Linked DNA regions of Homo sapiens: region 2 is linked to region 1. A link is a contact called in ENCODE Hi-C or POLR2A ChIA-PET data. All regions are on one chromosome and are shown on one strand. Each heading gives the region's core, a stretch centred on a gene start or an enhancer-like site at or near the end of the contact. The rest is flanking DNA. Distances are from core to core; before and after follow the strand shown.

What was found. Hi-C counts contacts between places; a loop is a spot of excess contacts on that map. ChIA-PET counts read pairs that join two places held with the same protein, here RNA polymerase II (POLR2A).
Region 2: a map of PC-9 shows a loop between it and region 1 (8-fold over the local background). The contact joins two enhancer-like sites. A Hi-C loop is called at or near these places in 1 of 168 maps with a recorded cell type or tissue (PC-9). POLR2A ChIA-PET finds 5 or more read pairs at or near these places in 2 of 52 experiments (OCI-LY7 and Panc1).

The regions. Positions count from the first base shown.
Region 1 is chr5:73,937,094-73,940,594 of GRCh38, forward strand. All of the region lies in intron 35 of ARHGEF28 (Rho guanine nucleotide exchange factor 28), which reads left to right. Among named protein-coding and RNA genes, the nearest start is that of LINC02122, 160 kb to the right of the region's middle. Within about 2 kb of position 1,663, at least 7 of the 41 ENCODE cell types and tissues checked have a DNase peak (open chromatin) inside an H3K27ac peak, as active enhancers do; they include PC-9, where a contact is called at or near this core.
Region 2 is chr5:74,541,583-74,545,083 of GRCh38, forward strand. No RefSeq gene overlaps it. Among named protein-coding and RNA genes, the nearest start is that of LINC01331, 6.6 kb to the left of the region's middle. RefSeq lists an enhancer at 1,104-1,665. Within about 2 kb of position 1,674, at least 13 of the 41 ENCODE cell types and tissues checked have a DNase peak (open chromatin) inside an H3K27ac peak, as active enhancers do; they include PC-9, where a contact is called at or near this core.

The DNA.
Region 1 (3,501 bases), core at 413-2,912:
GGGCTAAATATTGGGAGATTTAGGAAACTTTCTCTGGATATCAGTGCTGTCTGCAGGTGTGTCTCTTGACAGTCTATTTCCTGTCCCACATGCCCACAAAGAAAAGGAATGGTGCCAGCCAAAATGTGGATACCTGTAATTTTTTGAAACCATGTTAGGAGACTAACTTAGACCCCCCACGGTGGTCCTCATAATGTGAGTATCGAAGTTTCCTGCAGAGGCTGAAATTTTAGTTTGTGAACAAAAGCTCAGTAATGTAGCAGAAAAAACTCTCAATCAAGATCCCACTTTTCTACTTGGTTTAGTCAGGCTTTGGGGCTTTTATGTGTTTTAGCTTATTTGCTCTAAAGGTTAATAATGCTCGCTCTGTTTAGTTTCCAGAGATAATGTTAGGGATCAAATTATTTCTTTTATGTCAAGAGGCAAAATTGTGTTGAGATACTTGGCTGAAATGTTTTTTTGTAGTTTGAGTTTTGTTTCATTATAATAATATTCGTTTTTAGTTGACCAAATTATGATTGTATTGCTATTTCCTTGCTTATTAGAAATATGTTATTACATTTTTATGTCCATCGATTTACAGGCAATTCGATCACAAATGAAACTGGGTGATTACTTTTATATAGCAAGAATTCTGCTTTCTGAGTCAGTGAGGTTTAATATTAACAAATGTTTTTTCAGTTTAGGGTTCTATATGATGATCATATTCTCTAGGGTAAAAAGTGTGGAAAAAGGTGGCTGGCCTTGAGAAATATACAATTGCTGTGCTGGTTCTTTCAGAGTTGAAATGGAGTAACAAAATCAGAAATCACCAAACGGTTTCTAATTTCAAAGACAGACTGTCTGACCTTGCCTACATAGTTCAGGTAGAAACCAAGAAGGAACATGGAGAAGGAAATTGAGTTCCCGTCCAGGTGACATACAACCACAACCACCTCCAGTAATACATCTGGAATTACAACATGGGCTGTTCACCTTAGGGCACAACAAGCTCTCACCTAGGAATGTGTTTCTCCTGTATTTTTATTCTTATTTGAAAAAGTTCTGATTAAACTTCTACACTACACCACACACACACACACACACACACACACACACACACACACAACTCCCCATCCCCATCCCCGTTCATTCTTGGTTCTGTATCTTCTTGAAGTAGAGCATACAATGTAACTTAAAAAAGAGTTATTTCTGATATATATTCAATTTGGCTGTTTTGAACAAGTCTTCTCTTGAAGCCATTAAGGGGATTTTCCATGTACCTCAAAATATCACTATTTTGAATTTTTTGCTCCATGTTTCACACCCCAGATGAAGAAAACCTACATAGATTAAGGGCTTCCAGTGTGTCCGGCATTGTCAGATGTGTCAGCAATGACCTCCCAGCTGCCTCATTCACTGGATGATTTTTCATCCTCAATGTAGTAATTTTTGTGCTCTGGCTGGCCCTTCTGTTGGTAAGGAGGCAGGACTGTTGTGGCTTTGGTGACCTGTTCAGTCTGCCAGTGTCTGCTCGATGGAAATTTGGGGGCATTTTTTTGAAGTTGTATAAAATTAAACATCAGCAATTTAGCTGTGCATATTTGTATTTAGAGGTGAAATAGCTTCAGTCTATGGCTGGGAAAAGGAATTGGAAGTGTGACTGCGTGTTGTGACCACAGGCATGCTTTGTCTCCCAGTGTGGTAAAATAGGATTCAGAGCATTCCAGGTTGATTTGTAATGTTGCCCTGACAAGGAAATCATTGCCTGGGAATATTTTTGTTCGCCCGATTAAGGGAGGTTCCTAGTTCTATAACAATTGCTGTGTCAGTTTTGAGAAGCTTAACATTAATATGTCTTTTTTTTTTTTTTTTGCCTTTGCTTTCTTCTTTTTTTTGGCAAGTGACTCTTCAAAATGTAGTATGTAAGGGAGGGAAAGTATTAAACATTGAGGATCTCTTAATTCAGAAAAGATGGCCAAGCCATTTTCAGCACAAAGAGAAATGAGAAGCACGAGAGTCTTGATCATTAGAGCAAGGAGTCATCACGTGGCTGCCATCCTCTGAGCGTAGATCCAGATCACTTCCTAGCTGCATGATGTGGGTCAGAATTTCACTAGCCTGAGCCTCGGTTTCCCAGCCTGTAAATTGTGGGTTTTAGCATTTTGAGACTTAGAGAGAGATGACGAATGTAAAAGACCTGGGACAACTCCTGTGCTCTGTAAATGGTGGCAGTTAGAGGCACCTTCTGCAGGTATGCTTTCAGTTGTTAGTGAGTTCCTGGAATTTGAGGTACAGCATTTAGGATCAGGGGCAGTAGAATCAAGCTTTGTGCCTATTGGCATCTAAAGGGTCAGGGATGGGCTAAGCCTTTGAGCAGAGCTGTGGTTGCAGCCTCACCCCCATGCCTCCCTACCTCTCTTCCTCCCCTCCCCTGCCTTGAGGGTCCTCCTTTGCTTCAGAGGCACAGTCCAGCCTTGGTGCAGCTCCTCCAGGGACCTTCATCGGCTCCTGTGGCCCTGGCTGCTCCTCCTCCATTGACCCACCTCCTACTGGAAGATGGGATGAAATGAGGTGTGGCAAGGCCACCATGTCCCCAAAGATGGAGCCTTCTGGGAAGAGTTTTCCTTTCATTCCTGCCAAGCCTTGCTTACTGCCTTCTCTAGCAACCAAAGATCCTTGTCAGGAGGGCAAAGGCCACAAGCATTTGTGTCATTGGAATGTCTGCACGTGTGTATATCCATCTAAATAATAGAGGCTTTGAAGAAAATGTGGCGAGGGTTACAATGGCCTCTTTTTTTTCTTTATGTTCTTTAAATTTTTTTTTAATTTTAATTTTTATAAGTTTGTAGTAGGTGTATGTGGCCTCTTCTTAATGACTGAAAAATAAGCAGGTGGGCCTCAGAGCTATTTGCCCTCCTTTCCCACCTGGACTTCCATTCCTACTCAGGTTTTTGTTCTAACACAAGCTGGTTATTTGTAATTTTGCCATATGGCTGAGCCTGAGGGTGAGTGGTCAGTGGAACAAGTGCAGGGAAAATGGTTTGCAGCAAGTGTCTTTCTTCAAATCAAGCCTCCCTTTTGTCTCTCCTTGAAAATATAATATTAGAGGATTTTATCAGAAAAAGGGAGAATACACAGTGTCCTGCTGTTGCTAGGTAACCAGAAAACATCAAACCCAGTCAGAGCTGAAACTGGCTTGATTTTCCCTAGGAACCTGGCTGCTCTTGCTGAGTACTTTGTGTAGTATTAACAGATCTGTGATTAACAGCATAATGGTGAGGCTGGAGGGTCTCCTTCATTCTTTCACTTTTTACCCCCACCCCTTGACCACATCAGTAAAGTGCCAAATATGTTATTTGAGCCTTGAAGTCAATTCTTGACTGACAGATATTCTGAGGGAAGGTGCTCTGCAGATGCAAATATAGTTGATTTACACATAGCTGGAGTATATACTGTATTTCCATGACTTTCACCCATTTTAAAAAATAAATGGGCATCCCTTTTTCAGCAATAGCAGCG
Region 2 (3,501 bases), core at 424-2,923, 600 kb after region 1:
AATTCAGATGCTGGTGTTTTGGAAGGCTGCCCAAGATCTGCTCTCCATATAAGCAAACTATAAAATGCAAACTAGGGCTATGACAGCCACCTACCTCTTTCCCTGAGGCAGACTTCATACTTCCTGAACCAAAATACTTGTCTGACCACAATACTGAATATTTGGAATTGGGACTGTCCCAGAAATCTGGGACATATATGGTAAGGACCTGAAGCCTGTAGTCAAATTGGAGTTTTCTTAGATGCTTGGTTAAAATTTAAATATTTTCAAGTCCAGTCCATTTATAACTTAGTGTACTAAGTTGTACTCAAAAAAGATGTACCAAAAAAAATGATGTACTCAAAATGTACACATTAATGCAGTGGTGGAGTTAGCTAGGTAACCTCCTTTTGTTAGCAAAAATGAGAGTCTTACTTCTGAGATCTTCAGAGACCATTTGGAAATTTCTGGAAGGGAAATGGCATGGATGCCCTTTCTGCTACCAAGACTGTCAGTAGTTACACAAAATTATATTATTAAAAGTCCCCAGATGGGAAGTGGCTCATGCCTGCAATCGTAACACTTTGGGAGGCTGCGGTGGGAGAATCATTTGAGTCCAGGAATTCAAGACGAGCCTGGGCAACATAGGGAGACCTCATCTCCACAAAAAATTTAAAAATTAGCCAAGCATGGTGGTGCACACCTGTGGTCCTAGCTACTCAGGAGGCTGAGATGGGAGGATTGCTTGAGATGGGAGGTTGAGGCTGCAGTAAGTCGTGATTGTACTGGGGCACTTCAGCCTGGGTGACAAAGCAAGACCCTGTCTCAAAAAAAAAAGGTCCCTTTTCCCTATTAAACAGTACATCTGTGTTTGGAAAGCTTTGGGTAGAGGACCCAGGTAGGAAGGCCATCCTTGTGCCCAGGTGGCAGCAGCCATTGAGGGTCTGAGGGAAGTCCAAACCAAAGGTTAGCCCAGGACCATTCTCCTCAGAGACTAGAAGGTCTCTCCATCTTAGGACTGAGGCTACCTGAAACAAGGAGGAAAGGTGATGCTGAATGGAATCCGTGTTAATCAAGAGAAGGGCCTTTCCTGTGGTTTATGCCTCTCTTCATTACTCACCAGCAGGCTCTGCTGGCGCCTGAAGCCTCTTCCAGTGTTGACATCCTTTTTGGCCATTTCTAGCAGTGTCTTTACAGAAAACAGGGTGGGGGAAGACATAAGAGGCAAAACTCAAATAGCCTAGTTTTCCCAACCTTTACAACTAAAATATTTTTCTGAACAAAAAATGGGAAAGTCGTGGCAAATAATCATGCCTGATAGTTCTGTTCCCTTTGCCCATGCGTGACTGAAACTGAGCCAGAAGGATTGAATTTTCTTACTCTATTTTACCTTTTTATATATTTTTTAAAATCATATTTTGAAGGCACACAGGAGCTTTTCTTTAACCCAAGAGTGGCACCCTGTTATAGATATTCTCCAGTGACCCAACTCCCATCCCCTCGCTTTTCTATAAAAGGAGCCTGGAGTTATAAGAAAGACAGGACAGCCCTCCAAACCAGGACGTCATGGAGAGGTCAGCCCACCCAAAGAAGATGCAGCACATGCAGGGTGTGGAGAGGGAAGTTCACGGGTGACGGGAGACACTGCCCTACGCCGCTAAATCCCTGCAGCCTCCTCCCCCTCATCCCTGTAAAAGTGAGTCAGAAGAGCTCACTTGTCAGACTCCTCCCAGCCCAGAGTTGAAACAAGCTTTCCCCCACTCCATGCTCCACAAGCCACAATGCTCCAAGCCTCCTCAAATTCATCCATGAAGCTCTGTGGGGCCTGCAGGCAGGCACATTCCAAAAAAAGACCTGAATATTTTATTGACAGTGGAACCCTAATTAGGTGGTTTCTATAGTCGCCGATTTCTCTAGCACTTGAAGGCAGAAGTCAGCGTTTTTGTCCCCTTCTAATTTGCCCTCTCTACCCCTCACACTCCAGACCCAGGGCTGCTGGCACCCCTGCTGAGAAGAATAGATGGGGAAGAAATATTTCCGGGATTAGTCTCATAAATCTTTCACTGGCTTCCCTGGAAATTCTCTACCCTTGAGCAACGGGGGTGTGGGGTGAGGGGAGGAGTCAGATCACTCCTGACTCATTAGCGTGTTTCCACGATGTGCCAGCTAGATCATCTAAAAATTATTCAGCTGCCCAGGAGGAAAGCCTTTTTGCCAAACTACAGGCTTATTCGAAGAACTTAATGCAATCCTCAGCCCTGGCATCCAACCACAAAGCCCAGCAAGCTCTTCAGAGAGCCATTTCCTGACCCCAGAGGCAGTCAGTGACCCCCTGGAGTGGATTTTTACATAGAGATACTGTCCTTAGCCGCAAAGCTTTCTAAAGAAGGGATTTGGGAAAGAAAATCTATTGTGTTGTTGGCTTTGTGCGTGTCTGAAAGAAGAGAAGTCATAAAATCTTTGTGTTCTTGATGGAGTGAGTTCCAGGAAATATTACCTTTCCCTTATCAGGTCCCCATGAATTGAATCAGGCTGATAACATAGCCTTCAGGTTTCCACGTGTGCATTCACCACCTACATTTGCAAAAACTCTTCCTTTTTCTGTTTTGTCCTCTCTCATATCTAAAAGATTTTATCAGCACTTTCTTGCTGTATCTGTGTCTGTTTTCAGTCCCTTGTTGGTGTTCTACGTGGTATGTCCAATTTTATTAATAGCAGGAGGCCGGGTGTGGTGGCTCATGCCTGTAATCCCAGCACTTTGGGAGGCCGAGGCAGGTGGATCACTTGAGGCCAAGAGTTCAAGACCAGCCTGGCCAACATGGTGAAACCCTGTCTCTACTAAAAATACAAAAAATTACCTGGGTGTGATGGCACATGCCTGTAGTCCCAGCTACTCGGAAGGTGAAGGTTGCAGTGAGCTGAGATCGCACAACTGTGCTCCAGTGTGGGTGACAGAGCAAGACTCTGTCTCAAATAATAATAATAATAATAATAATAATAGCAGAAGTTACCATTTATTGAATGCTGACTGTGTCAGCCACTGTGACCCTACATACATTTGTTCATTGATAACTGTTTGTTCATTGCAAAGTAGATCTTTAAAAGCCTATGATCCAAATGAGGAAACCGAGGTTTAGAAATATAGCTAGAAAGTACTAGTCAGGACTCAGAGCCCGCGCTGTCTGACTCCCAAGCATTTTCTCTCAGCCACTTCACTGAAACACAGACAGCCCGGGAGATGTGCATTGCTTTAGGTTAACACCCATATCCAGGCACATGCTGCAGAGCCTGAACGATGTCCTCACTGTCACCTCCCCAACCCTCTGAAGATGGTGATGGAAATGAGTGAGCCATGACAATTTCTGCAGAAAGATTCTAAAGTGTTGTCAGAAATCTTGAGGCCAGGAGCATATCTAGCTCCCTAACCCACAGCAGGGTGTTAAATAGGTTCCTGATGACATGCTTTTGATAAAGAAAGAGAGTTCCTCAGGCAATGGAGACTGGAGATCAGTGAGGGGAGGG